Linked DNA regions of Homo sapiens: all the other regions are linked to region 3. Evidence: chromatin loops called from intact Hi-C (ENCODE). Cell type or tissue: Panc1. All regions are shown on one strand.

What was found. Peaks named below come from ENCODE experiments on the same cell type or tissue, not always from the same donor. Only the 100,000 strongest peaks of a DNase experiment are listed, where the experiment ranks them.
Region 1: it touches region 3 in a loop (11-fold over the local background); 50 of 110 quality-filtered maps call a loop at or near these places.
Region 2: a loop joins it to region 3, with 4 times the contacts of the local background. A loop is called at or near these places in 26 of 110 quality-filtered maps.

Annotation. Positions count from the first base shown.
Region 1 is chr20:31,849,160-31,857,159 of GRCh38, reverse strand. It overlaps a transcript of DUSP15 not described here. Among named protein-coding and RNA genes, the nearest start is that of FOXS1, 7.6 kb to the right of the region's middle. In Panc1, a CTCF peak has its summit at 4,286 (motif pointing left); a DNase peak (open chromatin) is centred at 4,259; H3K27ac peaks cover 1,104 bases.
Region 2 is chr20:32,032,033-32,040,032 of GRCh38, reverse strand. CCM2L (CCM2 like scaffold protein) reads right to left here. Exons shown (of 10, transcript NM_001365692.1): 10 at 7,853-8,000. Among named protein-coding and RNA genes, the nearest start is that of HCK, 16 kb to the left of the region's middle. RefSeq lists enhancers at 1,866-1,935, 4,701-4,880. In Panc1, a CTCF peak has its summit at 4,785 (motif pointing left); no DNase peak of the experiment used is centred here; H3K4me3 peaks cover 295 bases; H3K27ac peaks cover 1,631 bases.
Region 3 is chr20:32,088,160-32,096,159 of GRCh38, reverse strand. HCK (HCK proto-oncogene, Src family tyrosine kinase) reads right to left here. Exons shown (of 13, transcript NM_002110.5): 10 at 7,516-7,592; 11 at 2,144-2,297. Among named protein-coding and RNA genes, the nearest start is that of TM9SF4, 18 kb to the left of the region's middle. RefSeq lists an enhancer at 4,342-5,137. In Panc1, a CTCF peak has its summit at 4,100 (motif pointing right); a DNase peak (open chromatin) is centred at 4,089; H3K27me3 peaks cover 312 bases.

The DNA of each region.
Region 1 (8,000 bases), 240 kb after region 3:
CTCCTTCTGTGGCCTCCCCCTCCTTCCACAGTGGGAAGCACCTGGAGAGTCTCCTTACACCAACTCCCTCCCTCTCAGCCTCCCAGCCCCCCATGACCAGTCCGGCTTCTGTCCCTCTTGATAATGCCTCTAGTTGCCAAATCTAAGCATATGTCACTGTCTTCATCTTCTTTGGCTCCTGGATGGTGTTGGGTTGGTCTGCATCTTGTAGGCCCTCCCTCCTCCTTGAAACACTCCCATCTGGCTTCCAGAATCTCTGCTGCCTGCCCTGCAACCCCTCCCAGGCCTTTGTTTCTCAACCTCCATCCTGTCCCCTCCTCTACTGGGGCTCCCAGCACTCACTTCTGAACCTACTTCCTCATGTCCCACTGTCCCCTTCCGTGGCCTCAGCATGGTGGCTGTGGGTCTTCCTCTGAACCCCAAGCCTGCTCATCAAGCTGCCTGCTGGCTACTGTCTCCTGGATGGCCCCCGAGCACCTCAAACTCAACACACCCCAAACATCACACTCATCAGCTCTGCCCCACAAACTTCTGCCACCTGGGTATCTGAACCCTGGCCACTCCCCACCTTCCAGCTTCATTCTACTCCATTACCAAGGCCTGCTGGCTCTCCCTGCAGAATGTCTCTTCGGTCCCTCTGCTGAAACCCATTTCTGTCAGCTCTCACAGGACAACTGCAGTGACCTCCCTGGGCTTCCTGCTTCCCCCATCCCTCAGCAATCCCCGCAGTCCTTAAGAGGGATCTTTCTAAATGCAAATCTAGCCTCGACCCTCCCCTATCAGAATCATTCCATAGCTCCCCATTGCCATTGTGAAGGAGTCTCAATTCCTCACTCACTATACCCTCAAAGCCATCCATGAACTGCCCCTCCCTGGCCTCATCTGTCTCCACTCCCTCCCCTCCCCAACTGTAGCTCCTTTCATTTCTAAATGTTTCATGTCTTTATCACCGTTAAACCTTTGCACATGCGATTCCCTTTGCCTGCAATGCCTTCTGCTCTTCACTTTTACCTGGTCAGCTCCCACCATCCTCAGCTTAACCATCTCTTGCTCAAGAGAGCCTTCCCTGGGAGGTGAGGAATAAAAGACTACAAATTGGGTTCAGTGTATACTGTTTGGGTGATGGGTGCACCAAAACCTCACAAATCACCACTAAAGAACTTACTCATGTAACCAAATACCACCTGTTCCCCAAAACCTATGGAAATAAAAATTTTTTTTTAAAAAAGAGAGAGCCTCCCCCGATGCATTCATTTATTTAATGCATTTATTAAGCTCCAACTCAGTGCTTCTTCCAAGTCATCACTGACTCCAAAGGTGAAGGCTCATTGAACAACTTTCCCTGTGAATTTTAAGTGTCTGGTGTGAGTTTGTCTTCTCCAGCAGACCATGAGCCGCTTGAGGGTGGTGTCATCAAGCACTGTGCCTGGCACATAGTAGGTGCTCAATAAGTGTTGAATGGGTGGTTGCATGGCCTGTCCCTTAAGACGTATGCATATACGTGAACAACAGCATTGTTGTTCAGAGGCAAGAGATTCTGGGGGCTGGCCTCCCCATCCTTTTGGCTGCTCTGACCCATCCCTCAATCCACCACTGTCACACACATGTGACTCCTTGGCTTCAAACCCTTCTGGTGCCCAAAGCTCATGGAATAAAGCTTGGCCTTCAAGGACATTCATGATCTAGCTTCAGCTTATCTCTTCCTCCTTAATTTCTCTTGCTCTTTCCCCCACCACACACAGTCGACCCTCATTATTCATAGATCCTGTCGTTGCAAATTATCCTATTTGCTATGATTTATTTGTAATCCCCAAAGCAACACTTGTATCAGTTTCATGGCCATTCATGGATGTGCGCAGAATGGCAAAAAAGGTAAGTTGCCCCCCAACCACCCAGGAACATTCGAAGCTCAGGTCAAACAAGGCAATTCTCTGCCTTCTTATTTCAGCTCTCATATGTAAACACGTGTCCTTTTTACAGTCTGTTTAGTGCCACATTTTTTATGTTTTTGTGCTTTTTTGTTGGTGATTGAAAATGGCCCCCAAGCATAAAGCTGAAGTGTGGTCTAGTGTTCCTGAGTGCAAGAAAGCTGTCATATGCCTTCTGGGGAAAATACAAGTTAGATAAGCTTCGTTCAGGCATGAGGTTTAGAGCTGTTGGTTGCGAGTTCAGTGTTAATAAATCAACATCATATTAAATAAAGTTCCTCAAACAGAAACACACAGAAAACAAGGTTATGTGTTGGTTGGTTGATGAAAATGGTATGACCAGAAGCTGGCAGGGACCTAGCCCTGTATTTCCCCTAGGAGCAATGGTTCCTTAGTCCCTAATTTAGTGTTTATGGGAACTTTATAGAACATAACTAAACTCCCTCAAATAACGAGAGTTGACTGTACCCTCAGACACACACACCCAGCAAGGGCAACACCAGGCTGCTCACTGACCCCTGAGTGCACCACGCCCTTCTATACCTCCAGGACTTTGCTCAAGCTCTTCCCTCTTCCAAAAATGTCACTCCATCTCTCAACTTCCTACTGACCCTTCAAGGCCCAGCTCAGTGCATTCAACAAATACATACTGGGGGTGTCCTGTGTGCCAGGGACCATTCTAGTCGCTTGGAGACCACAGCCATGAACAAAACCAATACACCTCTAGTCATGGTGATAGCACCCTCTGCCCTGTGCCCACGTCATCTTCATGTTATTCTTAATACAATAAGTGTCACAATAAATTACCACTGTGTGCCAGGCACTTATCTAAGCATTTTACATGCACCAGCTCATCTTATACCCACCCCAACCTCACGAGGTTAGGTGGTATTGACACCTACAGACATTTGCAGACAATAAAATCAAGCCTCAAAAAGTCTCACTCCTGGCACCCACAAGGAACTGTGGCTTTTCTGTTTTGGTGTCCATGTTTCCAACAAGACCTGGAGTCTCTGAGAACAATGATTGAGTGCAATTCATCAGTTAAATCCCCCTCAGTGCATGATTGAGTGCAATTCATCAGTTAAATCCCCCTCAGTGCTGAACGAGAGAAATGTAGCAATACATCTCCTGATGGCCTCCTCTTTGACCACACTGGCCTTGCCTGAATTATCCATCTCTTTTTCACTGCAGGCCCTTTGCCTTTGCTGTTCCTTTTACTGGAACACCTTTCCCCAGCTGTTCATCAGGCTCCATCCAGGTTTTAGCACAAATGTTACCTCCTGAAAGAGGCCTTTTCTGACCACACTCTTTAAAGTAGCCTCCCAGGCTGGGCACGGTAACTCACACCTGTAATCCCAGTGCTTTGGGAGGCCGAGGTGGGAGGATCACTTGAGCCCAAGAGTTCGAGACCAACCACCTGGGCAACATAGTGACACCCCCATCTCTACAAAAAATATTTTACTATTAGCCAGACATGGTGGGGTGCGCCTGTAGTCCCAGCTACTTGGATGAGGTGGGAGGATCACTCGAACCCAGGAGGTCGAGGTTGCAGTGAGCCCTGATCACCAGGCTGGAGTGAAGTGGTGTGATCACGGCTTACTGCAGCCTCGACCTCCTGGGCTCATGTGATCCTCCTGCCTCACTCTCCCAAGTAGCTAGGACTACAGGCATGTACTACCACACCTGGCTAATTTTTATTTTTTATTTTTTTTAGTAGAGACAGGGTCTCACTCCTTTTACATTTTAAGAAATGTTCTCTGACCCTAAAAGATTTTCTCCTACATTATTGTCCATTAATTTTTTATCATTTTTTCTCTTACCTGTGGTTTTTAAAATCATCTGGAGTCCACTTTGTGTATGACAATAGGTAGGGATTTCATTCTATGGCTCGGCAGATAGCAAACCACTGCCATGATTTTATATCCCATCACTCTATTTATTTTTTCTTTTATTTATCACAAACCATAATTTGGAATATAGTTATTTCTGTTTAACTGATTACAGCTGTCTTCTCCCATTAGGCTTGAGAGCAGGAACCATGTCTATCTTATTCCTCATTCAATCCCCAGCCCTAGCTGGGGTCCTAGTAGGAGCTCAAATAATATGTGTTGTGGGGAGGGAGGGAGGGAAAGGAAAGGGAAAAGGAGGGAGAGAGAGGGCAAGGGGCAGGGCAGATTCTCATCCCTCTGCACGGCCCAGTGCCCTAGCTATTCCTCCCCAAATGCCCCCCCAAGGCCCCCATCCCCAATCCTCCAGGCCTGGATGGTGCACAAGGGCAAGCATTTGGAGGGCACCAACAAAGAGGCCCCTCCACCTGGAAGAAACGATTCCACTCTGCCTTCAACAAGAGCGCCACCTTCTGGGCTGCAAGAGTGAGTGCAGCCAGCTGGACGCCTCCAAGTTCTTTTTTTTCTTTTGAGACGGAGTTTCGCTCTTGTCACCCAGGCTGGAGTGCAATGGCGAGATCTCGGCTCACTGCAACCTCCGCCACCCAGGTTCAAGCGATTCTCCTGCCTCAGCCTCCCAAGTAGCTGGGATTACAGGCGCCTGCCACCAAGCCCAGCTAATTATTTTATATTTTTAGTAGAGACAGGGTTTCACCATGTTGGCCAGGGGTCTCAAACTCCTGACCTCAGGTGATGCACCCACCTTGGCCTCCCAAAGTGCTGGGATTACAGGCATGAGCCACCATGCCCGGCCAACATCTCCAACTTCTACAAGACCACATTGTGTCTGCCGCTGTGGCCCAGGTACCATCCTGCCCCTGGAGGTAATGGCCAACGATGGCTGTCTGGCAACAAGGATCTCTTTGCTCATCTATAAAGTGGGTGGTGGACTCATTGAGCTTAAACTCATGTGCTGGTCAATTTAGGACGCCTAGACCACACAGTTTATCTCCCCACTAGAAAAGGAGGAAACTGGCTGGATGCAGTGGCTCACAACTGTAATCCCAGCAGTTTGGGAGTCGGAGACAGGTGGATCACCTGAGATCAAGAGTTTGAGGCCAGCTTGGCCAACATAGTGAAACTCCATCTCTACTAAAAATACAAAAAATTAGCCAGGAGTGGTGGCGGGTGCCTGTAATCCCTGCTACTCAAGAGGCTGAGGCGGGAGAATCACTTGAACCCAGGAGGTGGAGGTTGCAGTGAGCCGAGATCGCACCATTGCACTCCAGCCTGGGCAACAAGAGCAAAACTCCATCTCAAAAAAAAAAAAAAAAGAAAGAAAGAAAAGGAGGAAACTGAGGCCAAGAAACAGGTGGACCTTGCCTGAGGCCATACAATGAGCTGGGGTACTCATCTGGGATCGTCTAAATTGAGGGGGTTCCTCCTGGGGCCCAGGGAATAGCAGGCTGTCTCTTGCTTGATGCAGTTACCAGGGCCTGGGCGCCCCCTGAAGAGGTAGGCATGCCCTTTAGTCCGAAGGAAGCTCCTGGGAAGTGGCTGAGCCTGCCTGCAGGTCAGACCTGCTGAGTGTGTTCTTCCAGCCCCTGCAGCCTTGCCAGCTCAGTCACCTCTCAGCAAGTCACCCACTGGCCCCACCCTCTCTGGCTATGACCTCCAGCACCATCATTTACCTCATCCCTCCAGAGCACCAGCTCCAGCCCTGTCCCCATGCTCCCACCCGCTCCACCTTTTTCTACCTCTCCTGCAGCCCTCCCTCCATCTGCAGCACCACCAGGCCATTCCCTTCACCTCCACCATCTTCAGTTTCATTGCCCTGTCTGCAGCCACCCCATCTTCTCCACATTCATTCCTTTGTCCTCCTTGGGTCCATCACTCCACCCCCATGCACCCCATCGGGTCCAGCTCCATCACCTCCGGCTCCCTCACTGTTCCCATCAGCTCTGTCTCCCTCATTCTGTCTGTATCACCCCTATTATCTCCACCCCATCACCTTTCCGCCATCGTCGACAGCTCATTGCTCTGTGCTCATCACCCCCACCCCCGCATCAGCATCTGGCTCTGTCCCGCATACCTTTCATCTCCAGCTCCCTCACCTCCGCATTTACCCCCAGCACTTCTCTCCCTATCACAGTGACCCATCTCTGGCCCTAATACCTACAACATCTTCATCAACTTTCTCTTTACCTCCATGGGGGCGGGGGAGTTTGAGCTCTGAAACTTCAAAGTTCTTTTCTCAAAAGCCCAGTGCCATAATATTGACTTCTAATACATTGGACAGCCAGCCCTTTTACTCAGAAACACTGTCAACCCCAGCTGGCCTTCAGTCCGCCCAGACCTCTCTGCACTGGTGGGAACAGTCTGGGAATTCCTGAGGAGTCACAGGCCTCCTCTCCCACCCTCACAGCCTCTTCTCCCAATGCTCAGGATGGCTCCGGATTTGCCACAGAGGATGAGGACAAGGAGTGGCCCCACAGGCTGGCCCAGCAGGGTTCCTTACTACCACCCATCCTCCTCCAGGCCCTTTGGTTGACCACAGTAAGGACTGGGTCTCCTCACCCAGCCCTGCCTCCTCCCTGGCCTCCTCCTTATCTATGGGTCTGGGGTCAGGGTGAGATGGTGCCTGACTGCTTCCTCTCCTTCACCAGGGTGCCAGACATAGGACCTCAAAAACCTCTGGTGCCCAATGCCCTCCGATGACTTCAGCAACCTGGTAAGGAATCGAAATCCCCTCCCCTCCGACCAGTGTGCTGAACTGGGGACGGCCGCGGGGTGGGGCCAGCCCACCTCTCTCTCCCACCCAAAGCACCCAGCCCAGGCTCCCAATAATAGCCACAACAGTCAACATTTCCTGAGGGCTTAGTTTATGCCAGGCACCCTTCCAAGCTCCCCACAGCCCCCAGATGCTGCTATTATTCCCATTTTACATATGCCCAAACCAGGACACAGAGGTTAAGAACCTTGCCTGAGGTCACACAGCTGGTAACCCTGGGAAAGCTCCTAAGTGGCAGTGATAGACTAGAATCCGAGGGCCTGGCTGCAGAGCCCACAACCCTAACCACTGAGCAGGATTGCTGGTTTCTCATGAGACGCTGCTAGGTTGTTGTTATTGTCGCTGTTATGGTTATTTCTACCTGCATCAAAATCTTTGCTGGGAGGAAGCTCCTAGAATCCCAGAAGATTTGCTGGGAGGGTCATGCCCTCACTGTACAGATGGCCCCAGCTTTTAACCGCAGAGCTCGACTATCAGTTCGTTTATACTGGAAGCTATTGTTTACTACTATTATTACTAGAATTCTTATCATCACTGATAGGGAGAGAGCACCCAAAATTTCCGAGGTAGAGGCTGGGACGACCTCTGGGTCCGGCAGAGTTTGAAGGGGAGGGTAAGAAGGCGAGGGGAGCTAGCGCCGCCCACGTCCAGCCCGTGCACCCTCTCTCGCCCCACAGCCTGCTGGCTGCACGTGTGGCTCTTCTCTCCGCAGCGCTGGTGCGCGAAGCCACCGGGCGCACAGCCCAGCGCTGTCGTCTGAGTCCGCGGGCGGCCGCCGAGCGCCTGCTGGGGCCGCCACCTCACGTTGCAGCAGGTTCGCTTCCCCGACCCATTGCCCAGCGCCCACGTGTTGCAGGGCCTGCCGCCTCACCTGGAGCGCGGTGTGCAGCTCTGGGTGGCTCCGGAGGGCGTGTTCACCAAGCGCCTGTGCCAGGGCCTGTACTGGCGCAGCCCAACAAGGTGGAGCGCAGGCGCACCTGCCACCTGCTGAACACACGCGGCTTCCTCCAGGCGGTAGGACGGCTGGAGGAGTGGAACAGAGTGGCGTGGGAACGGGGGCATAAGGACGCGGTGGGCAAAGGAACATGAACAGAGGAGAGTGGGCACATTAAATGCAGGCCCAGGGGGATGGGCCTAAGGGTGCTGGGCATGAAGTGGACATTGACACAAAGAATATGGCACAAAAGCACCAGGGATGGGAAAGAATACAGGCACCAGGAGGGCTGGGGGCACATATACGGATACAGGCGTATATGGGGTGCTGGCATGGAGAAGGCTTGAGGCGTTGGGTGTGCAGCATAAGAATAGGGCTTCGGTACATGTGTTGGCTTAGGGCATAAGGTGGATGTGAGGTGCACCAAGCACGAGATAGGTATAGGTGAGTGGCAGTGG
Region 2 (8,000 bases), 56 kb after region 3:
GCCAACAAGAAGCAGAGGTTGTCACTGAAGAGGAAAGGAACATTGGAATTGGTGGTGGGGAAGTGTTTTTCTATGTTTTTTTTTTTCTTTCTTTCTTTTTACTTTAAATTCTGGGATACATTTGCAGAACGTGCAGGTTTGTTGCATAGGTATACATGTGCCGTGGTGGTTTGCTGCACCCATCAACCTGTCATCTAGGTTTTAAGCCCCACATGCATTAGGTATTTGTCCTAATGCTCTCCCTCCCCTTTCCCCCCATCCCCCAACAGGCCCTGGTGTGTGATGTTTCTCTCGCTGTTTTTTTCTTTCTTAACTAGAATGCATTGTTTTTATTTATGGAACTAAAATAATGATAATAAATGAGGGAATTGGAATATATGGTTATCAAGTGTTGCTCCTTCTGAACATTTTATTATGAAAATGTCCAAATACACAGCAAAATTTAAAGACTTTGGCGACAAAATACCTACTCTCACCACTTACATTCTACCATTGACATTTTACTTGCTTTAACCATGTTTGTTCATCTATCTGTCTATCAATTCATCTTTTAAGATGCATTTTAAAGAAATTACCTCAACACACATATTATTAACTGGAGTTCAATTTCAATATTTGTTTACAGTAATTTTCTTTTAATGTAAATTTACAGGCAAAGGGCAAAAGATTACGTGTTCATTTGCTGAGTTTTTACAAATGCATATATATTTATGTAACTTAAACCCCATTAGGAGATACATTTTTATCACTCTAGAAAGTTCCCTCTTGTCCTACTATATATATATATATATACACACACACATTTTTGTTTTTGAGAGCAGGTCTCGCTATGCTGCCCAGGCTGGCCTTGAACTCCTGATTTCAGGTGATCCTCCCACCCCAGCCTCCCAAGTAGCTGGGACTACAGGCCTCTATGGTGTATTTTAATTGCTGACATCCTATGGGTCAACACTAAGCACAGAGCCAGGTATATAGTAAATGCTCAATAATGTTGGTTGAAGTAAGGAATGAGTCTAGGAATGAATGTGCAGGTGGCTTGCTCCCCTAAGGGCAGGACCATGTCTTCTTCTTTTGCAATCACCATGGAATTGATACACATCAAATGCTTAATAAAGGCTTATTGATTGTGCCTGGGCAGGGTGGCTCACACCTGTAATCCTAGCACTTTGGGAGTCTGAGGTGGGAGGATTGCTTGAGCCCAGGAGTTTGAGACCGACCTACACAACAAAGTGAGACCCCATCTGTACAAAAATAATAATAATAATTTAAAAATTAGCCAAGCATGGTGATGCATGCCTATTGTCCCATCTACATGGGTGGCTAAGGCAGGAGGATTGCTTGAGCCCAGGAGGTCGAGGTAACAGTGAGTTGTGTTCACCCCATTGCACTCCAGCCTGGATGACAGCACGAGATGGTCTCAAAAACAAAAACAAAACAACAACAATGACAAAAAAACAAAACAACAACAAACAAAAACAAAAACAAACCTTTGGTGATTGTATTAGTTATATACTGCCGTGTAACAGATTACCCAAAATTTAGCAACTTAAAACTGTGTAATTATACAGAAGAAGCAGGATTGAGATTTAAAAAATTGTAACTATTAAAAAAAATAAAGACAGGGTCTCACTATGTCGCCCAGGCTGGTCGGGAACTCCTGGCCTCAGGCAATCCTCCCACCTTAGCCTCGCAAACTGCTGGGATTACAAGTGTGAGCCACTGCACCTGGCCAACATTTATTATCTCACACAGTTTCTGTAGGTCAGAAATGTGGAACTAACTTAGCTTAGTGGTTTTGGCTTGGGATCTCTTATGAGGCTGCAGTCAACGCCTGATGAGAAGTCATCTGAAGGCTGGACTGGGGCTGGGGGATCTGTTTCCAAGATAGTTCACTCATATGATTGTTGGCAGGAGGCTCTGTGCTTGGTGCTGTGCTGAGCTCCAGGGAATGTAGGAATGAGTCAGAACCAGCCTCCCTTTCCAAGATTCTGTGTGTGTGTGTGTGTGTGCGTGTGTGTGTGTGTGTGCATGTGTGTGTGTGTGTGTAAGCGTGAGTGTTGAGAGTAGGCGTGGGGTTGGAGGGGTCAGACAGATATGGAAACAGATAGTGTCTATAGAGTTCAGTAAATACCACAATACTGGAATAGTGGTTTTTGAAAAAATTGCTCTGCTGTAATTCATATTCATGACATAACATTTAGGACACATCATGCAGAGAAAGTCTCCTTCCCTCTTTATTCTATAGCCACACACTCCTCCAGCTCAGAAGCACAACTATAACTTGTTTTGTGTACCTTCCAGAACTATTCTATACTTAAAAGACATTTCCCGCCTCCTTAAACAAAAATACAGCACTATTCAAAGTGCATTGTTCTGTACTTTGCTTTTTTTTTTTTTTTTCACTTACTCTATCTTGGAAATAATTCTGTATCGGTGCACAGAGCTACCTAGTTCTTATTTATGGCTGCATGGTATTTTATTGCCTGCATGAGCCACAGTTCATTTAACCAGACCCCTATCACTGAACATTTGGTTTATTTCCAAACTCTTGTTATTAGAGACAAAGCTGCAATGACTTTCCTTGCACATTGGTTTCCACTCGTGTGGGTATAAATGCCGGAGAAATTCTTGGCAGTGGAATTGTTGCATCAAAGGGCTCCTGCATCCTGGTAGATATTGCTCAGTAGGGTTTATACCAACTTGCTCTCCCACCAGGAATGTGTGAGAGTGTCTGTTTCCTCACACCTACACCCACATAGTGAGTGATCACACTTTTCCAAACTTTGCCAATCTCTTAATTGAAAAATGGTTGCTCGGTGTTGTGTTAATTTGCATTTATCTTATGAGTGAGGTTGAACATCTTGTCACACGTTTTAGAGTCGTTTGTATTTTCTGTGAACTGTCTGTATAAATAATTTGCCTATTTTTCTATTAGGCTGTTGGTCTTATTTACTTGTAGGTCTTTACACATCAAACGCACTCCCCCTTTGTCTGCATGATAGGCTTTGAAAATATTTTTTTTGAGAACAGTCTGCTTTTAGATATAAATGAGAAGTTGAGAAGTTTCTGCAGATTGCATCATTTTCTGCACGTTGCTGCAGGGCTGCCCAGTGGCTGAGGCATCAGGGATACCGTGTAGGGCTCTTAAAGGTGATGTTAGAAGCCAGGTGGGGGGCCCTGGGGACGGCGGGCAGGGAGTGGGGGGACAAGGAGGTGGATGTTAGCTCTTGCATTGGATAGAAGGGGCTGCCATAGGAGACAGTGAACTCCCCAAGGTAGGAAGTGGGCAGAACAGGCTGGCCTGGCTTTAAGACCCCTCTGCCCCTGCTCTGAAATACCTGAGGATAAGCAACAAGTCAAGTGGGAGGACCCACCAAGAGGGCCATCAATTTCTGGCCATTTAGACCTGATTGGGTCGTTACTGCATCTGGAAGCTCCTAGTAACATTTAATAGTAATATAAACTCCTAGAATGTAAACTCCAAGAGGCCAGGGTTTAAATGCTAAATAAATGGTTGTGGAATGAATGAATGAATGAACGAATGAATTTGGTCAAAGAATGTGAGGGGCTACTATTTCTGAGTGGGGGTGGGGGTAGGCAGAGTTCTCTTTCTCTTCTTTCCTCTTTGAACCTACTCTCTCCTCTTCCTTCCTCTTACCCCAGCTCAGTCAGGTCTTACCATCTCTCATGTGGTCCTGGTTCCAGCCTCCTCCCCACTTCCCTGCTTCCAGACGCTCCTCTGTTTTCCTATTGATCCTCCTCTCCAGCAGCTTGATTCGCTTCAAGAAAATGCAGGTCCCCTGGCTTGTTCCCAGGTGGGGCACCTTTGTTCACGCCTGTAATCTCAGCACTTTGGGAGGCTCAGGCGGGTGGATCCCTTGAGCTCAGGAGTTCAAGACCATCCTGGGCAACATAAAGAGAGCACGTCTCTACAAAAAAAATTTAGAAATAGCCAGGCCTGGTGGCGCACACCTGTAATTCTGCTACTTTGAAGGCTGAGAATGGCTTGAGCCCAGGAGCTGGAGGCTGCAGTGAGCTTTGATTGTTCCACTGCACTCCAGCTGGGTGACAGAGTGAGAACCCGCCTCAAACAACGATAACAAAAACAACAATAACAACAACAAACATTAGATAGCCTCCCATTGCCTATGCTTCCTAGCCTGCCCTTCAAGGGCTTCTAATCTATCCACTTCTCTGGTTTCCTCTCCTGCAACTCCTACCCACCCACCTCGTCCCCCACCTCACACACTCCGTGTTCCTCCAGCTATCACAATGGTCACTAATTGAGCACTTTCTACATATACTTTTACGTGAAATATCTTAAGACTCATGACAATCTATGGGATCTACGAGGGTGAGGCTATTATCAACCCCACTTTACAGATGAGGAAACCAAGACCCAGGGACATTTTAGGGGCTTTCCCAAGGTCACCGAACAAGCAGATGGCAGAGCTCGGATTAAAAACCCTCCGACCCTCTGGCCAGGGAGCCTAAGTGCTGCACGAGTGCTAACCGGTTGCCAGTCCTAGAGCACGCCATGCTCCTTCAAGCTCCCCTGCCTTTGCTTGTGCTGGGTCCCCATCTGGAGGGCTCTCTCTTCTATTGTTCACCCACCAAAAACCTTGTCCTTCAAGCTCTCGCTCATGGCTCACCTCCCCTGTGAAACCTTTTCCAGCTTCCCCAGAAAGAGCTGGTGTCTCACTCTTTGACTTTACAATTGAGAACTTTGTGCTATGATTATCTGGGAACTGTTTTCCCCATCAGTGTGCCCCTCAGTGGGCAGACTGTGCTGTATCTCCCTCTAGTGTCTTGTGCAATGCCTGGCACAGAGCAAGTGCCCTCTAAATGCTTGGCGGCTGAATGACAGTGGCCCCAGGACTCCTGCTCCTGAGCACATAGTTGGGAAGGACTGCTGGGAGCTGCCAGTGGAAGTGGGGAGTGGGTAGGAAGTTTCAGGGCCCCACCTTGGGAGAGGCGTCCATCTACGGCAGCTGGAGACAATTTTACCACTCACGTTTGGGCCAAGACCGTCCCCAGGGGATCCAGCTGGTGGGGAAGTTCCATACTTGCACTACCCCTAGAAGTCCTTGGGAACCAGCTATCCCACCCCTAGGGGGTTTTCCCCTCTTGTGATGTCAGGAACTGAACCAACAAGGGAAGCAATTCCTGGCAGGGTCTCTGGATGCTACAGGAGGAAGTGTGGCCAGAGTCTCCAGACTCAGTGCCTGGGTTGCCCCAGACAGTGCCCTTTGGACCCCAGGAACTAAGGGGTTACATGGCTTTGGTAAGAGGGTAGTTCCGGAGCGGGTGGGGACTTCCTTGGGGTGTGAGGGAAATTACCCCATCCCTGGAGCTGTGGGGTAAGAACTGTCTGTCCCAGTGCCTCTCAGCAGCCCTGTCACTGTGCTGTGGCTAGGATTTTCGGCAGTTTTTGAGCTTTTCTTGGAAAGCCCCAAGGCCTTTAAGAGAGACTCCTATATCTTTGGCCCCTGTCCCTACCCAACCAACTGTTCCCTCTCCGGCTGCCTTGCTCAGGAACTTACTAAGGCTCCCTGTAGCCTCAGGTCGGAATGCCTCAGGCTACGGCCACTACATCCCAAAGTCTCAGAGACAGGACAGTAGAGAGGCTAGGGACATGGGCTCTGGGTTAGCCAGACATGAGTCCAAAGCCCAGCTCACTGTGTGACCTTGGGGTATTCACTTCACCTCTTGAACTCCAGTTCCTTCATCCAGAAAATGAAAATAAATAAAATCGACAACCTCAAAATTAAGGAATTTGCTCAATAGAACAAGTTTGCCCAATGGAAGCCATCACAAATCAGTTGTTCTCAGAGCGGTCCCTGGACCATCAGCATCACCTGGGTACTTGTTAGAAATGCAAATTATTGGCCAGGCACGATGGCTCATGCCTGTAATCCCAGCACTTTGGATGGCCGAGGAGGGCAGATACCTGAGGTCAGGAGTTTGAGACCAGCCTGGCCAACATGGTGAAACCCAATCTCTACTAAAAATACAAAAATTAGACAGGCATGGTGGCGCATGCCTGTAATCCCAGCTACTCAGCAGGCTGAGGCACAGAGGTTGCAGTGAGCTGAGATTGCGTCACTGCACACCAGCCTGGGTGACAGAGCAAGACTCTGTCCCCCCAAAAAAGAAAAAGCAAATTTTCAGGCCCTTCCCCTTCTCTTATGGAGAATCTCTAGGAGTGGGGCTCAGACATCTGTGTTTTAGCAAGCCTTCCAGGACATTCTGATGCCTGCTGAAGTTTGAGTACTGTCACAGATAAACTTGACAGAAGGCAAATATATTAGGTGAATATACCTGGAACATCAACATCCAAAAGGGATTAATATCTAAAATTTATAAACTACTCTTGCAAATCAATGAGAAAAAGACAGGAAGCCCAGTAGGAAATGAACAAAAGATATGAACAAGGAAGTCACAGAAAGGAAAGCTCAAATGGCTGACTAGTATAGAAGGAAGTTATAAATTTCAGGATTAACAGAGAAATGCAAATTAAAACAACTTGCCACCTTACACCCACACTGAATGCAAAGTTACAAAATCAGATGATGAAAAATCTGATGAAGATGTCGGGAAACAGCATCCTTCACTCACCGTTGGTGAAAGCCATTCTGGAAGAAGTTAATGAAATTCAAAACCTGCCCTGTGATCTAGTAATTCCACTCTTGGATTTAGAGCCCAAAGAAATGCTCACATAGGCCCATAAGTTTCATGTACAAAAATGTTCATCAATCACAGTGTTGTTTGTGGTAAGAGGGAGTTGGAAGCAACCTGGGTGTTCATCTCTGGGGAGATGGATAAAGAAAACAGCGGATGCTCAACTCGAAATATTTTGCAGCAGTTGGATGCAACAGTGAGATTTTTCAACAGCACATATGTAGGTATTTAAAACATTATAGGGTGGCTGGGCTTGGTGGTTCATGCCTTTAATCCCAGCACTTTGGGAGGGCGAGGCAGGAGGATCACTTAAGCCCAGGAGTTCTTGCAGTGAGCTGTCACTGCACCATTGCAGTCCAGCCTGGGTGACAGAGCAAAAACCTGTCTCTAAAAATTTTCTTAGTTTTCTTTTTAAATAGAAAAACATTACAGAGTGAGAGAAGGAATAGAGTGAAATTCTTATGTAATATCATTTATACAAACACACACACAAAGCACTGTGTAGTTTAGGTCCAGGGACATATATCAGCACATAGGGTTAGGCGCTCATAGTAAAGAGGGAAAAGGAGTGTGGGGAACATGTGGATCAGGAGAGGGTAAAATAAAACATCAGAAGGGCCCTACATGGACCAGTGATGATGGGATGATCATTTACCACAAACCAAGTATGAATTATGGAACTCTTTGGACCTGGAGTCCTAATAACATTTTTTTGAAAATTGCTAACAGTGCCTATTTTATGGTGTGTACAATGTGTCTGGCCATGGAAGCCTTTGCAAGGTTTTACAAACACATTTTGGATCTCCTATGTGAGTCTCTGGCCTCCTCTCAGGCCTCATCCCTTTTAGCTTTCCAGCCTTTACTCAGGCTGTGCTGAATGCTGTCCTTATCCTGACTTCTCTACCTCTCCAACCTTTCCTTCCCATTTCTTTGACTACCCCAGACTCCCAGATAGCTGCCTGTGGAGTCTTGGCTATTTCTTGTTTGTGACTTGAGCACAGAGCTAGGCTGTAACAAGGCTGCAAGGGAACAAGTACTGTTTCTTCTTCCCAAACAGTGAACTCCCCTGAGGATCTTCTGAATAGCTCACCACCACTTCAGTTGGGGTAGGATGCACCCAGACATCTTTTGCTTATTACAAGGCAAGAAAGGTAAACTGAGTCATAAAATGTTTGATGTGGAAAGGAACAACATTTATTGAGCTCTTATCGGGTGCTAGACCCAGTTCTAAGGTCTTAACCCTCAGTAATCCCTGTGGCCACCCTGTTAGGTGGATGGGGGCTGAGCTCACTGGACAGATGGGGTAACGGGAGGCACAC
Region 3 (8,000 bases):
CCAGCACTTCGGGAGGCCCAGGTGGGTGAATCACTTGAGGTCATCAGTTCGAGACCAGCCTGGCCAACATGGTGAAACCCTGTCTCTACTAAAAATACAAAAACTAGCTGGGCATGATGGCACATGCTTGTAATCCCAGCTGCTTGGGAGGCTGAGGCAGGACAATCACTTAAACCCAGGAGGTGGAGTTTGCAGTGAGCTGAGATGGCGCCAATGCACTCCAGCCTGGGCAGCAGAGCGAGACTCCGTCTCAAAATAAATAAATAAATAAATAAATAAATAAATAAATAAATAAATAAATATTAGGCTAACAGAAACTAAAGGTGACTGCAATTCTGACCTCTAGTGCTATAAATAAATTTTGCCTGTTTCTTTCTTTAACAGCTTTATCGAGATAGAATTCACAGACCATACATTTCACCCATTTAAAGTGTATAATTCCGTGGCTTTCAGAATATTTACAAAGTTGTGGATTTTAGAATACTTTCATCACATTTCCCTGCAAAAAACCCACAGAAGTCACTCCTCATTTCTCCCAACTCCCCACCACCAGCTGTAGGCACCAATAATCTACTTTCTGTCTCTTTAGATTTGTCTGTTCTGGGCCGGGCATGGTGGCTCACACCTGTAATCCCAGCAGTTTGGGAGGCCAAGGCGGGCGGATCACTTGAGGTCAGGAGTTTGAGTTCAGCCTGGCCAACATGGTGAAACCCTGTTATCTACTAAAAATACAAAAATTAGCTGGGTATGGTGGTGTGCGCCTGTAATCCCAGCTACTCAGAAGGCTGAGGCACAAGAATCGCTTGAACCTGGGAGGCAGAGGTTGCAGTGAGCTGAGATTGAGCCACTGCACTCTAGCCTGGGTGACAGCAAGACTCCATCTCAAAGAAAAAAAAAAGATTGCCTCTTCTGGACATTTCATAGAAGGGGAATTATACAACATGTGGTCTTCATGTTGGCTTTCCTTTAACAAAATGTTTTTAAGGGTCATCTGTGTTCTAGCCTGGCGTAGTACTTCATTCCATTTTATGGCCAAATAATATTCCATTGTATGGATATATCACATTTTGTTCGTCTGTTCATCAATTGATGGACATTAAAGAGTGTTGTTTCCATTTTTTGGCTATTAGGAAGAATGCTGCCATGAATGTCCAATTACATGTTTTGTCTCTTTTAGAATTTCACAAAAACGAAACCAAGTGGCATCTACTCTTTTTTTTTGGTCTAATTTCTTTCATTTTGATATTATACCTGTGAGAGTTACCCATTTTGGTGCATTTAGCATTGGCTTGTGCCTCTTTCTTTCTTTTCTTTCTTTCTTTCTTTCTTTCTTTCTTTCTTTCTTTCTTTCTTTCTTTCTTTCTTTCTTTCTCTTTCTCTCTCTTTCTTTCTTTCCTTCTTTCTTTCTTTCTTTCTTTCTTTCTTTCTTTCTTTCTTTCTTTCTTTCTTTCTTTTCTTTTCTTTTCTTTTCTTTTGACAAGATCTTGCTCTGTCCACCAGGCTGGGTGCAGTGGCATGATCATGGCTTACTGCAGCTTCAGCTTCCTAGACTCAAGTGATCCTCTCACCCTAACCTCCTGAGTAGCCACAACTACAGGCATACAGGCATGTGCCACCATGCCTGGCTAATTTCTTAAATTTTTGTAGAGACTAGGTCTTCCTGTGTTGCCCAGGCTGGTCTTGAGCTTCTGGGCTCAAGCAGTCCTCCAGTCTTGGCCTCCTAAAGTGCTGGGATTACAGGCGTGAGCCACTGAGCCTGGCCAGTTTGTGCTTTTTCATCACTGCGTGGTATTATATTGTGTGAATATACCACAATCCATCCTCCTGCTATGGACATTTGGATACCCTCCCCATTTTTGTCTGTTATGCACAAAGCTGCTCTTACCCTTAATTTCGACATATATTTGCCCACTCCCTCTAAAATCTATCAGTACTTCTCAATCTGATCTAAAATCTCCTCAAAATCTCTGAGTGAGACTCTGAAGTTCAGGACATTATCCAGAAGGATCCACCAAGCTCAAGAATGCACAGCTAGTACTGGGGCAGTCCCTTGCATTTTACCAATCGCTCTCACAAGTATCAACTCTCAACACTCACAAGCATCCAAATGGGCAACGTGGGGCTGCTTGGCAGCGTTCCCTACCTTCCCGAGCCGTGTACTCGTTGTCCTCAATGACCCGGGCCAGGCCAAAGTCAGCAATCTTACACACCAGGGATGCAGAGACCAAGATGTTGGCAGCTCGGAGGTCTCGGTGGATGTAGTTCCTCTGCTCGATGAAGGCCATGCCTTCTGCAATCTGCACCCCAAACAGAGACACCTTTGTCCTCAGACCTGGCCTACGCCAAGATGGCCCCACCCAAAAGCAGCAGAGAGGTGTTCAAGTGAAGAAAATGCGAAATGTCTGCACCAGCCCTCCCTTTTGTGTCGGGAGGGCCCCAGGGCTCAGGGTGGCATTCCTCCATCAACCCATTCAGGTTAGGGGGATCCCTAAGGAGGCCTGGGCCAGTTTGGGGGATTCTCTAGAATTCCAAGACTTCCAGAGAGCACTTTGAAATGTTCTCAGGGAAAAAGCAATGGGACTATTTCTCCAGGACCTATTCTTCCAGGAACACACATACACACACACGTGCACATGCACACACACACACACACACACACACACACACACGAACCCTAGGATACTATGAAGAGCTTTCACCTTCAACTCTCTTTCTGGGGACAACCCAGGTTCATGTCATATTCTGCTATACCTCTCATATCTTCCTCATGCCCCAGCCTGGGTAGGGAAAATTCACTTATTTACTCAACAGAAATCCACTGAGTGTCTTGTGGGTGCCAGACATGTTGCTTGAACAGGTGATGAGCCCGGCAAAGCCCCTGCAGGTGGTAAGTACCATAAAGAAAAGATAAAACAGGCCGGGCATGGTGGCTTACACTTGTAATCCCAGCACTTTGGGAGGCCGAGGTGGGCGGATCACTTGAGGCCAGGAGTTCGAGACCAGCCTGGCCAACATGGCGAAACCCCGTCTCTACTAAAAATACAAAAAGAAGATGAGCATGGTGGTGCACGCCTGTAATCCCATCTGCTCAGGAGGTTGAGGCACGAGAATTGCTTGGACCCAGGAGGCAGAGGCTGCAGTGAGCCGAGATCGTGCCACTGTCCTCCAGCCTGGGCGACAGAGCAAGACTCTGTCTCAAAAAGAAAAAAAAGATAAAACAAAGTAACAAAATATGACCTGTAGAGAGCTTTTTTGGATTGGGCGTTCAGGGAAACCTGCTTTGAGGGGGTGAGATTTTAGCAAAGATCTGAATGATGATAATAATAAGTGTGTCGCATAAGAATATTCTAGGCAGAGAGAACATGAGATGCAAAGGCGTGGAGGTAGGTAAGAGCTTGGGTGTTCATGGAACAGCACAGAGGTCAGTGTGGCCAGCAGAAGATGCCACAGAGAGAGTGGGGAGAGTTGAAGTTGAGAGGGAGGCCGCCAATCATGAACTGCCTTGTAGGTCAGGAGAGGAGGGTGGATTTTATTCTGAGCGTGTTGGGGAGATATTAGAGGCCTTCGAGCAGGAGCGTGACATGTTCTGATGTACATTTAAAGATCACCATGGCTGCTGAGTGACTAACAGACTGCGTGGAGGATTCTTATTCACACCAGGAGCCCTAGAAGCCTCTGATGAAAACACAGGGATTATATCTTGCAGACATTTTTACTTACAAGGGTTTGGACAAAAGCGGTTGAAGATGAACCCTCAGATGCCCAGAAAGCAGCACTTTTGGTTTACAAACTGGGCTTGAGCTCTTTGAGGCAGGAATGATCATAATCTCTGTTTTACAGACATGGAACCACTTGTTCCAGATCACACCACCAGGAAAATTCTGAATGTCAGGCTCAAACCAGTCTGAGGACTCCCAATCCAGTGCATCCTGCTGCCTCTAAATAACCCAGCACTCCAGTGCTCCGGCAGACTGCAGCTGGGTGCAGTCTGATGAAATTATTCTGGAAGTGAGGGCGTCTGACTAGACAGAACAATCAAAGCACCACCGGCCGGCTTCTCAAGGTCTGAGGCAAGTGGGTGGCGCACTTGCAAGGGGTGGACAGCAGGGGGCACCCGAGGCAGTTAGAATGGAGACCCATGCTTTGCTTTTTTCTTTTCTTTCTTCTTTTTTTTTTTCTTTTGAGACAGGGCCTTGCTCTGTCACGGAGTACAGTGGTGGGATCACAGCTTACTGCAACCTGTGCCTCCTGGGCTCAAGCAGTCTTCCCACCTCAGCTTCCCAAGCAGCTGGTACTATAGGTGCATGCCACTATGCCAGATTAAATTTAAAAAGAATTTTTTTTTTTTTTAATAGAGAAGAGGTCCCACTATGTGGCCCAGGCTGGGCTTAAAGGATCCTCCTGCTTCAGCTTCCCAAAGTGCTGGGATTACAGGCCTGAGCTGTCATGCCCAAGGGAGACCCAGAGACCCAAATTTTTCAGTAAAAACTTGGAAGAGACTCTGATTTTGTTTAGAATAGTGGGGGGTGGGGACGAAATGGGGATGAGGTTGCCAGGGTGGAGTGAGACAGCATCTTGGCCCTGGGAGTGTGGGAAATTTATGAGTCCTTAGATGAACAGTTAACAAAAGTTATGATGCTAATGGAAGGCATCATAGCTTATTTATAAGATGATACTTAAACACTTATGTGACATTTACCATGTGCTTTGGAGGAGGCACTTTTGTTATCAGCCCCATTTCCACAGATAAGAAAACTGAAGCCCAGAGAAATAGGTAAGTGGCCCCAGCTTACACAGCTTGCAAGTTGCGGAGCCAGGGCTGGAGCTCCAAAAGCGCTGCTTGGGGTCCACGCACTTACCTGTTACTTGGCCCAGCTTTTTTGCCTTGCTTTTCTTCTGGAGCAAGGACTAATGCTGGTAGTTACCACTGTTTGATGCTCACTGGCAGATGCTCATATGCTACTGATTTTCACAGGAGCTCGATGGGGCAGGGATGACACCCCACTTAGGAGACAGCAGAGGGTAATAGCTAAATGGCTCTGGAGCTGGACCAACTCAGCTTGAGCGCTGCAGCTCTGTGATGTCAAGCAAGTTGTGTCATCTCTCTGTACCTCACTTTTCTTCTCTGTAATAGCACCTGGTTCCAAGGGGTCATGTGAAGATGAATCCCCTAAGCCTACATCAAGGGCTTAGTAGAGTGTTTGGCACATAGTTAAGTATTTATTTAAAGAGTGGCTCCCAGTGCTCCCAGTGGGGGAAAGTGGCACTCAGAGAGGTTAAGCAACTTGCTTGAGGCTACACAGGCAGAGCTGAGATCAAAACAAAACTCTGTGTGACTCCTAAGCCCAGATGCTAATAGTGTTGCTTCTCCAGGGTCTGCTGACTGAATGAATAACGAGTAGGTTTATTGGGCCCAGGTGTAAGCACTGCGGGTTGATAAAGGCGGTGAGATTTCATGACCCCCAGATAGGGTGCCATGAGGTTGGGCACCCTTGGGTTTGCTTCCAAAGAGTATCAGGGAGTCACAGCATCAGAGCTGGAAGGACCTGTAGAGCTCTTCCAACTGAATCCTATGGATGCCTCAAGGTTATATGGGGGTGGGGGAGACAAAAGAAAGGCCACAGATAAGCCCCCCACCCTGCTTCAGTCAGAGCAGCTCTGTTTTGACCTGTTTGTATATATGCAGCTACTGAATAACATTTCATGTCACCCACAAAGCTGTGACTACAGAAACCCCACATGTGTGGTCCAGTTCTCCACCTGCTGCTCCAAGCTGCCTCTCTGAGTCTGGAGGTGAAGACCAAAGCCCCAGGTGGGCTCCTTTCTGTCCCTGGGCTCTGAATCTACCTCTGCTTCTGGACAGATGAAGGCCCAGAACCTCTTTTCCTCCCTTGGTTTGTTTTCCCCTCTGTGAAACGGGCAGAGTGGCTCTTGCCCTGGTCGGTGACTGCTGCCCAGCAGGGCTTCTGCTAGTTTGAAGATGATAATTTAGCAACAGACCAGTCTATTGTCTCCCAGAGGACCTGGCCCATAGGAGTGAAAACACATTTCCATATGCCTCTGGCATTCCAGGCTCTGAAAGTAGAGTCTTTTGTTACACTTTGTGGTGTCCTCTGGGCCCCTGAATTTGCATACTCAAATGAGCCCTGCCCTTGGCATCTCCAGCAGGCCCAGCTGAGGCCCAGGCAGGGTCTCACTCAACTCCCACTATCCCTGGGCTCCTGCTGAGTAGGCTGAACTCCTTCACCTACTTTTGCACAGGCTGTTTCTTTTGTCTAAAAGACCTTTACCTTTTCTCTTCATCTACTGAACTTCTATTCATCCTTCAGGCTCGGCCTAGAGGCCACTTCCTCCAGGAAGCATTCTCTGATTGCTCCTGGACCAGGCTAAATGCTCTAGCTATGCACTCTAATACCACCCCGTCCTTACACTCTGTTTTCCCAGACATCAGAGAGAGCATGAGAGAGGACAGAAGTGAAAAAACTGCTTAGGCTGGGGGTGAGAGGAGCTGCAAGGGGCGTGGGGAACATGAGAAAGAAAATTAGGTTTTCAGCAGTGTTTTTGCGATTTGTGAACATTATTTACTTTGTTAGATACTGTGCTCTTTTGACTCAGCCAGGACCACTTGGGTCATGGTCTCTAAGAGATTTGGTTATTTAATACTCATCTTCCCACCTGGATTGTGAACTCTATTAGGACAGGAACATTTTCATTTTGTTCACTGCTATATCCCCCATAATTAGCACAGTAACTTGTGCAAGCCACTTAACCACACTGGGGCTCAGTTTCCACATCTGTACTTTACTTCTGCTCTATGCTTCAATTTCCTATTCTGTAAAATGGGATGATAATTACCTACTCTGTGGCCAGACTGTTACATTGAGGGGGTCCCTGGGATTTGTGTCCTTGGTCAGTCCCCTCCCACACTGATTCTGGGCATGGCTATGTGACTTGGCCAATGGGCCATTAGCAAGCCTGATGCAGGCAGAGGCTTAATGAGAGCCTGCTCATGAAGGCTTGGCCCCTGGTCCAGCTCTGTCTTGGAACCCAGCTGCTGCGCCGTGAAGAAGCTCAGGCTGGGTGATTGGGTGGTGAGGGGCTATGTGGAGAGACCCTGGAGGCTGAGCCATGTCTTGGACATTCTAGCCTGGGCAAGTGCCAACATCTGCACCTCACTTTACCATGACGAGCAGAAGAACCACCCAGCTGAACCCAGGCAACCCACAGGATCATGAGAAATAACAATTGCTGTTGTTTCAAGCTACTAGGACTTGGATGGTTTGTTATACCAAAATAGATAACAAAAATCCCAGCCTATAAAGCTTATAGGATGATTAAATGAATGAGTACATGTATAATAAAATATATGCAAAAAACATAGTTTTATACTGAGCTCTCAATACATTTTACCCATTATTATTACTGCTATCATCATAGTATGTGGTCAGTAAATATTTGGCAAGTAAAAAAATCGAATTCCTGTTTCCCTTCCCCGTTTCCTCGTTAGGCTCTCACCTGGGCTGAGAAGTCAATGAGTTTTGGCAATGGCTGCTTGCTGCCCTCATCACTTTTCAGAAAGTCCAGCAAGCTTCCTATATGGGGGAGAGGGGAGGAACATTTACTACTTTTACTATTTAATGGCAAAAACCACAATTACTTTTGCACCAATCTAGTACTTTAGTGTGTGGTGAAGATTTTTCATAGTAGTAGATTTAAATACGAATATTTGTTTGCAATTCCTAGTGTTTGAGAAAGAGAATTGAGTTTTAGTGAAGTGACTTTTTGATTGCTAGATGGATTCTGTGACTGAGACAGCCCCTGAGCCTGGATGGCTGGGATCATGCCTTCACAGGACTGGCATAATTGCATAGTTAAAATGAAAAAGGCTTGAGGTTTCAAATCGCACTAAATGGGATTGCATGAGATGATTCTGTTTATCAAAAAATGGGCAGAGTGGCTAGGCACGAGGCTCACTCCTGTAATTCCAACACTTTAGGAGA